Regions from separate parts of the Homo sapiens genome. Here regions 1 and 3 are each linked to region 2. Evidence: chromatin contacts called from ENCODE Hi-C data. All regions are on one chromosome and are shown on one strand. The core of a region is the stretch at or near the end of the contact, and the rest is flanking DNA. Distances in the headings are between cores, read along the strand shown. Region 1 holds the start of RPE (ribulose-5-phosphate-3-epimerase). Region 2 holds the start of SMARCAL1-AS1 (SMARCAL1 antisense RNA 1). Region 3 holds the start of EPHA4 (EPH receptor A4).

Evidence for each region. A loop is a pair of places that touch in the nucleus more often than their neighbours do. Pooled maps may share reads with other maps.
Region 1: a pooled map shows a loop between it and region 2 (25-fold over the local background). The contact joins the promoter of RPE here to the promoter of SMARCAL1-AS1 in region 2. A Hi-C loop is called at or near these places in 6 of 50 pooled maps.
Region 3: a loop to region 2 is called in a map of CD4-positive, alpha-beta T cell, with 8 times the contacts of the local background. The contact joins the promoter of EPHA4 here to the promoter of SMARCAL1-AS1 in region 2. A Hi-C loop is called at or near these places in 2 of 168 maps with a recorded cell type or tissue (CD4-positive, alpha-beta T cell and naive thymus-derived CD4-positive, alpha-beta T cell) and 3 of 50 pooled maps.

The regions. Positions count from the first base shown.
Region 1 is chr2:210,001,191-210,003,956 of GRCh38, forward strand. It overlaps RPE (ribulose-5-phosphate-3-epimerase), which reads left to right and starts at 1,448. Exons shown (of 6, transcript NM_199229.3): 1 at 1,448-1,593. The coding sequence starts at 1,472. RefSeq lists enhancers at 1,457-1,506, 1,547-1,716.
Region 2 is chr2:216,411,236-216,413,935 of GRCh38, forward strand. It overlaps SMARCAL1-AS1 (SMARCAL1 antisense RNA 1), which reads right to left and starts at 1,265. Exons shown (of 5, transcript XR_001739881.1): 1 at 1,190-1,265. SMARCAL1 (SNF2 related chromatin remodeling annealing helicase 1) reads left to right here and starts at 1,249. Exons shown (of 18, transcript NM_014140.4): 1 at 1,249-1,413; 2 at 2,621-2,657. RefSeq lists enhancers at 1,011-1,305, 1,049-1,138, 1,269-1,358.
Region 3 is chr2:221,571,031-221,573,805 of GRCh38, forward strand. EPHA4 (EPH receptor A4) reads right to left here and starts at 1,274. Exons shown (of 18, transcript NM_004438.5): 1 at 1,128-1,274. The coding sequence starts at 1,218. RefSeq lists silencers at 1,230-1,649, 2,250-2,529, 2,580-2,739.

The DNA.
Region 1 (2,766 bases), core at 198-2,697, 6.4 Mb before region 2:
TCTTGCTAAGTCCATTTATCCCCGCCAAGTGGTTTTACTTCTGTCTCTTTTCCTGACCCTAGGCACATTTAGCATCAGGATACTCATCCATTTCTGAACTGTGTGTGAACAGCACACAAACCTATCACAATTTGTGAATGAGCATTGGAGAGGTGTAGGGGCCAAGGGAAAACTTTCCCTTCACCCTCCAAAGGTTTGCTGAAAATCACTGACAGAAAGAAGATTAACAGGAGAAAAGGCATAAAAACTTATTTGATTATAGTTTTACCTGACACAGGAGCCTTCAGAATGAAGACCCAAAGGTACAGGGGTGATTACCCATTTTTATACTTAGGTTCAACAAAGTATAGACAGCCATGTAGAAATACGATTGGACAAAATAGGCGATCTAATGCTAATAGACTGACCTGGCCTTGGCCAGTCTAGTTTAGATTCCTGGCCTCTCTGTGCAGCATTCCCTCCTCCTGGATATGGGATAGAACCTTCTCTAGAAGAGGAGTTTTATAACCTACAGTTGAGATGGGTCAAATAATTTATGGCCAGTTTTTACACAGAAAGGTGGAGGAAAGTTAGAGTAATGCTTTTGGGTTTTGTGTCTGGCTTCAGGGAAAGGGGGTTCCGGTTTCAATGACTCTTCTTAGGGAAGATGGGCTCCAGTTTCTATGACCTGCCTCCTAGAATGAGACTGAGAAGAGAGCAGGGCAGGAAGTCAGAGAAACACTGTTGCGTCTGAGGCCTTCACTTTGGGCTATCATTTTCTGAGCCTCAACAGAGGGAAAAACAAAAAAGGTAAGGAGGAACTGCAAAGGCAGAAAAAGAGGGTAATATAATAATAACTACCATTTTGTACTGAGCACCAGGCATCCTGCTGGGCGCATTACCTGGCTTCACTCATTTAATACAACCCTAAAGCTGGGCACTGTCTTTACAGATGAGAAAACCGAAGTTAAGAAGTGATTTGCCAGGTCACCCAGCTAGTATCTGGCAGAGCCAGGGTTCCTCCAGCTCAAAAGAAGAGCTCTAGGAGAAATACGAGGAAGAAAGGTTTTTAATTGTTGTTTTAAAGGGCCAGCATAGGCGCTGGAGAGGAAAGAAAGGCATATGCAAAGGGTGGAGAAACAAAAAGTGATGTTAAGTCAAGAGCCGAGGAGAGGGAACTGCAGGAGAAGCAAAGTGAAAAAAGGTTAAGAAACGCCTTGAGTACTGCGAGGACGTTAAGATCCAAACAGCACAAGAAGGAAGGTCAAAATCAGGTGTACGAGGCCCGTGTGCCCCGCCCCGCCCCAGGCGGACGGCTGACAGCGCCCCACCCCAGGAGGAGGCGGGACTTCCTCACCGCAGAGTGGCTGCTTCCGGTAGAATCCGGAAGCCTGTACGGAGAAGGGGCGGGGCCAAAACTGCGCGCCCAATCGGGGTGACGCTCTAGCCTTGCCGGGGACTCGTGGGTAACTTGCTTTTGGGAGCCAGCGGTATGGCGTCGGGCTGCAAGATTGGCCCGTCCATCCTCAACAGCGACCTGGCCAATTTAGGGGCCGAGTGCCTCCGGATGCTAGACTCTGGGGCCGATTATCTGCACCTGGACGTAATGGACGGGTAACTCCTCCGGGCTCCGGTCGGGCTTGCCGCGCGGCGGGGCGGATCAGTGCACCTTTATTGACTGCTTGTTGGATGTACCGCGTCCCTGTACCACCGAGCGCCTCACTCTGAACGCGATGCTAGAAGGGGTGTGGGGTAGGAGCCCTGGAGGCTCTAGCAGGAGCAGAACCGACGCGGTATCCTGGGTTGCGGCCGGGTCCCAAACCTCAGTTCCTCCCCTCCCCCCACGTAACGTGTGGTCTTCCATCACTTAGGACCCGGAAGCGACCTAAATCTTTAGGACATTTCTTCACTTTCAGCTAGAGAAACTGAGGCCCAAGGGGAGAAGCATGACTTGCCCAAGCTCATATAGCTAGTTAGTGGCAAAGCTGGGGAAACAGACTTCTCTAACGATTTAAGTTGGCACCTGCGGTTAGGTTCCCGAGTTCTGCCACTTGCTGGGTTACCTTGGACAAGCCACTAACCTCATTGAGCTTCAGTTTCATAATTTGAAAAATGGAACTACTAACAGAACCTACCGCTTAGGCATCTTGGAAGATGAAATGAGCGAGTACATGAGAAGTTTACAGTGCCTGGCGTATATTAAGTTCTCTATAATTGTTAATTACATCATTATTACAATTCTGATTTTCCTGTCTATTTTCTCTTCAGGCACCCTGCTCTTCAGGGAGGTCAGTTTTTTGTAAGTAATTTTTAAGCACCGTAGTTACAGCACATAATATTGTTTGGAGTCAGGATATTAGTTTCTGAAGTTGGTTACAGAATGAGGAAACAACCCCAGAGAAAGCAGTAAGACTCCCTCAAGATTACAGAAGATTGTGACAGACTTGCAACTTGGCTCTTCCTAGGTTTGCCAAGTAGTTCTCTGAGCCCCACTGTTAACTGACTATAAAAATCATAAATACCATTATCTTGAGTGGGGATGGAAAAATAAATTTATTTTAAATAGGTAAAAACCCTGTGTTCCCTCATTCAGTTTGCAAATTGGTGTTATTTTCTAAAGGTGATGATTTCCTTTTCTTTTTAATGTTAATCTGGCTTTGAAGAGTTTTATCTTCCATTGCTCTATGTGGTTAAATGTATTGTTTCTCTTTGGCATTTTACCCAGTTACCTTAGGAGTCCACCCAACTGATAATGACAAAACTTTGACCATAGAGTACTAAAAATAA
Region 2 (2,700 bases), core at 15-2,514:
TTACTAAAATCAGCCAGGCATGGCGGCATGCACCCATAATCCCAGCTATTTGGGAGGCTGAGGCAGGAGAATCATTTGAACCCAGGAGTCAGAGGCTGAAGTGAGCCAAGATTACACCACCACACTCAGTCTAGGCAACAGAGTGAGACTCTGTCTCAAAAAAAAAAAAAAAAAAAAAAAAAAAAAAAAAAAGGAAGGAAGGAAGAAGGGAGATTATTTATTGTTTCAAAAGTCACACAAATTCTACATTATTATTTTAGAAAATTCAAATCATTCTGAAAAATAGAGATTAAAAAGCTGAAAAGTGTATTTCATGCCACTCTGCTCCTGAACAGTTTGGTGACTTTTTAAGTTTCCTTCCCAGACCTTTATGAGTTTACATACATGTACAGGTAAGGATGAAAAAAAAAAAAATCAAACTACACACATTGCTGTGCTTCCTTTTTCTTAGCATGTCTGGTCCATTTTTTCAAATCCTTTAGTAGACTTGTTTGTTTTTAAATGAGCCATGTTTGAAAATAGAACAATAGCAACATTCATATGCACACTGATAGAGAAATGTTATATTTATCACCAATGGTGCTCAGGATGGCTCAGGATGTTGGTGCTCAGGATGGGGTAAAGTGACTCTTTAAGTCTCATGACTAATCTTCTCTCAAGAGGAGGGGCTATGGAATCAGAATCACAAGCTAGCTTAATAAAGCCTTGAGAAATATTATCAAATAGCTGTCTTAGTTTCCCCCTCTGTAAAAGGGGGACAAGAATGTGTTCCATAGGTTGTAGTGCGGTTAAATGAGGTAACTCATATTTATGCTAAACACAATGACTGATGACTACAATGATGACGATGATGGCAGCCGGGCGCAGCGGGTGGGGCTTAAATGGCAAGTATAGCAATACCAGGAATGGATGCCCCGGGGAGATACTTTTTATTAAGAGCTGCCAAGTTAGTATGGCTGTCTGGGATGTCCTCTGGAGACAGCCGACTCCGGGTTTGGAAACCTCAACGTCCTAGGCTTTCAGGACCTAGTGTTTGGCTAAACCTCTGGAGAACTACAACTTCCAGGGTGCACCACTTTCGCCCCGCCCATGACGTTGCAGCTCCCGTTTCTCGCCAGGCTCCCGGCCCGAACTACAAATCCCAGAAGACACTGCAGCCCCGCTCGCGTTCTCGTCTCATCATTCTTACTTTTGGAAGCGAAACTGCGGCCGCGTTGCCTGCTGGGAAATGTAGTTCAGCGGTGGCCTAGCCCTTCAGGCCTGGCCGCTACAATAAGGCTGGCGAACTCGCAGCGCTTGAATACCCGTGGCCTAACCGTCCACTCGGAAGACCGGTCCCGCTCGGGAGGCTCTGCAGTCGCGCCTGGGGTCAGGGCCGGGGGCGAATGTGGCTCGCGTTCTAGGCCTCCCTGGGTGAGAAAGTGGTAGACTGGCAGGAAGGCGGCGGAGGCGGACGAGACCAATGCCAGCCTGGAGGAGGAAGTGGGCCAATGGGAAGGGTGAATCCAAGTGGAGATCGTAGGGGTGGGAGTGGGGCGTGGCGCCCGCTTACCTTGAGGCTGGGTGAGGCTCGCCCCGAAATGCGGGGCGTGGGGGGCGGGGGGCAGAGGTCCCTGCCTAGAGGGGAAGAGGGGCGTCCATGTGGCGGAATGGATTTATGGTTTGGGGCTGATCAGTGGGTCTTATGGCCGAGTCTCTCTGGTTAGTGGAGACAGCTTACCAGGCCTGGGATCTGGGGAGTTTGGAGGTGCAGGAGATCCCTGGTTGGAAACTTAGGCAGGAGTGTGTTACCCAGAGAGACTGAGGGCTTCTGCTGTGCACCTCCAAAACCTTTTCCTAACCTCTTCACCCCTTCCTAACTGCTAATGGTTGGAGAAGGTGGAAGTTCTCTGGGGATAGATACTTCGTGGTGGGGGAGGGGGGAGGGGGGTTGGGTTCTGGCCAAAGGGAGCCCCAGCAGGGAAGGAAGGCTTTGAACCCTATAGCTGCCCAGAGGCCTAAGCAATGCTACTGGAGTACCCCTACATCATCATTGTAACCGTTACACAGCATTACATTAGATGCAGCCTATTTAGTCTGAACCAAGCCAGACAAATTGGTGTGTCCTGCCCGCTGCTTCTAAAATATTGTAAACATGTCTCAGCTCATAGGAAAATAAATGTTCCGGGTAAATTCATGGAAAAAAATAATCAGGGTGCAATATGGAATGTTTACAATGATCCTACTTTATAATAAATTCTTATATCTCCTAAATATGTGCCATTTTGTTATGGATGAAAAAAAATCCGAACTATATACTCTAAATTATTAATTTCAACTGTGGTTATTGATGGCTGGTAAGATTACAGAGTAATTTTATTCTTTTTTGTTTACATCTTTATGTAGCATCTTAATTTGCACAGTGAACACATAATTTTTTTTTTTCTGCTCCTTATTTTCCCAGGAGAGTCAGTCAGTTGCTCCGTGTGTTGTGTTGGAAGTCAGGTCCTAAGGCCAGCTGCTCTGGCTTGCACTGAGCCACAGGCAGACTGATTTGCCAGGAATGATAAAAAGGGGTGAATGTGAGGGGAGAATTCAGTGTGCAGGCTATGGGAGGCTAATGCTTTTTTCCTTCTTCTAGGTTGGAAAAAGACTATGTTAGCAAGTGTCACGCCATGGTATGTGGTTGGTTGGTCTATTTCAGTCTAATCTATTATGCTT
Region 3 (2,775 bases), core at 24-2,523, 5.2 Mb after region 2:
ATACACTCGAACACACGCGCACACACTCAGGACATCTGCGCACAGACATACAATCCTCCGCGTCCGCTTCCACGCAGGCATTCGCGCACCTACATACACGCAGTTGCACGCGCGCGCACACACACAGGCACACACACGCAGACATGCACACACACGCAGACATGCACACACACCACACATGCAGACATGCACACACACGCAGACATGCACACACACACCACACATACACACACACACACACACAGTTCGCCTCTCCCTGGGTTTCTCAGAAACTAAATGATCACCGCCCCCCCGCCCCGCCCCACCTCCCGACACAGACACACAGGCACATACAATCCTCCCAGCACGTCCGAACGGATGCACAGAAAACTGAGCACCCAGACGGGTCCCGTCGACCCCGCACGTTAGCTCTAAACTGTGTGCAATTCTGGGGCGAAAAGCTAAAACTCGACTGCGTTCAACTTGCCGGCGGGTTCCCCAAGTCTGCGGGGCGAAGAGCTCGGGCCCCTCAGGCCCGCAATCGCACCCTCGGGGCGCTGGGCTTGGCGAGGAGAAAGGTGTCTGACTCCGGGTGCTAGAAATCAGGTCACTGGCGCCTGACGAGCGGCGCCACGACCGCTGCGCTGCGGAGCAGGCCCCGCAGCCCGGTCCCGAGAAGCGCAGGGCTCGGGAAACTTTGCAGAAACCAGAGCTCGAAAGGCTTTCGCTAGAATCCGGGAGCACCAAGCCTTCACTGTGCTCCAGGCTGCGTTTTCCCCTCGCCCCGGGCTGGCTCAGGAGAGGACGTGGTTCTTGTAATTTTTTTTTTAAATCCCGGCGTTGTCTCCCGTGCATCCCCTCAGGGCGCCTCGAGCGGGCCTCTCTGGCGGATGCTGATAAACTTTGGCCTTTGGTTACAAACTTGGACAGACCCGCCGCGTGCACGGGTCACCGCCTCGGGGCAGGCTGTCCGGCGGTTCCCCGCTGCCCCTTCGCCGATCCCCTCGCCTCAGCCCCCTTCTCCCGAATCGGGACGCACCATTCACACTGGGCTCCCCCCGCACCACCTGGCCCTGCGCTCCTGAGGACCCCTCACCCGCGATGGCCCCTCGCTGTCCCCGACCACAGAAAGGCCGTCCCGCTCTTACCTTCATTCGCGGGGTATACCCTGGAACCTGTGACAGCGTCGCAAATCCCGAAGAGACACGAAAATAGGGCGAAATAGAAAATCCCAGCCATGGTTCGCCGGTGCCAACGCTGCTCCTGCCGCTTCTATCCCAGTGGAATAAATGCTTAAGTTAGGAGAGCAGCGGGCTGAAGACATTGCCAAGGGGGCGGGCCCGGCCGGTGACGTGAGCCCGCCAGTCCGGGGCCCGCGGCCAATGGCGGCGCAGACAGGGCGGCCGAGCCCCGCCTTCACCGAGCAGGGCCCGCCCCAGGGTTCCGCCCCCTCCGGGCTCCACGGGGCGCGCGGTCTCCCGGGGCTCTAGGGGGCGAGCACGGCCGGTCCCCGCCCCCGCCTGCCGGAGGGAGCCAGCGGGATCCCCCACGTTACCTCGAAGGTCGAGCCCCTGGACGGCGGAGGGACTTTGGAAAAGCTCGGAATTGACCGAGGGGAGCCAGAGAAGAGGTTGGAAACCTTTTCTCCCACCACGGGCGGTTTAAGATGGAGGAAAACGCTCTTTTATTGAAATAAAAGAAGTCTAAGCTGACCTGCGGTTGCTTCTTTAGGAGAGTCGACGTGTCTGCGTCCAGCGCGCCCGGGCTGAGCTGCAGACTCGCGCCTGCCACCGCCACCCTCTGCCACCTTGCCCTGTTTTGTCTTTATGGCGCTTCCCCCTCTGAAATACTCTTTGCGGGGAGTTTTGTGGCTCTATCACTCGCTTCTTCCCTGGCTCCCCAGATGCCTGGAGAGCGGGGACCTACTTGGTCCCCAACGTCCAGTCCGCAGCAGGGCTCCGTCACTGTCTCCAGAGACTGAACGAATGACTTTCTAGCAGTAAGGAAGTCCCCGCTGGCCCCGTCCCCCTGCACACGCCGTGGACCTCGCCCAGGGCCCAGGACGCCCCGAGATGGCCTTGGGCAGGGAACCAGTTGTGGATTTCCCGGGGGCAGGGTTGGGGGCAGTCCCTGGAACCGGGCCTAGCCCGTCTGGGAGCGGTGGGGTAGAAGTGAAAGGCTTAAGTGTGGGTGCGGGGACTTGCAGCCGCACAGACAAGGCAGACCGGGACTGGGAAGCTGCCCGGAGCGGCTGCTGCGACTCTCCGCTCCGACCTAGCCGGGGCAGCCCTCCCTGCCCCGGGAGAAGACGGCGAGCAGGAGGACCCGCAGAGCCCCGCCCGGCTGCTCCGGCCCCGGGGGCACTGGCACCATCGGGCTGTGGTCTTTTCCCGATGCCCGAGCCGTGGACGCGGCCACCTAAGAGCGGTCCGGCGAAGGCAGCGCAGCCGGTGTCCCAGGGACCGGTCCCCAACGCCACTCGGTGCATTTCCCCAGGCGCTGGCAGGGGCACTGATTCCTAGCAATGAGGCCTCCCTTCCCCTTCCCAGGCCGCCCCTCCTCTGACTCCCTCCAGAGCAGGGCCGAGTTTTCCTGGGGAGCCTGGGTCCCGGCGGCCGGGCGGCCGCTGGGAGGTGGAGGAGCCTCTCCAGCCCCGGCCGCAGCTCATCGTGAGCCAACCGCGCCACCTGCCGGCCAGATGCGGGAGTGTGCGGCCCCGGAGGAAGGGCGAGCGGACAAAGACCGCAACCCGCAATCCGCAACCCCGCAGAGAGGTGGTGCGTGCGTTTGGGCGAG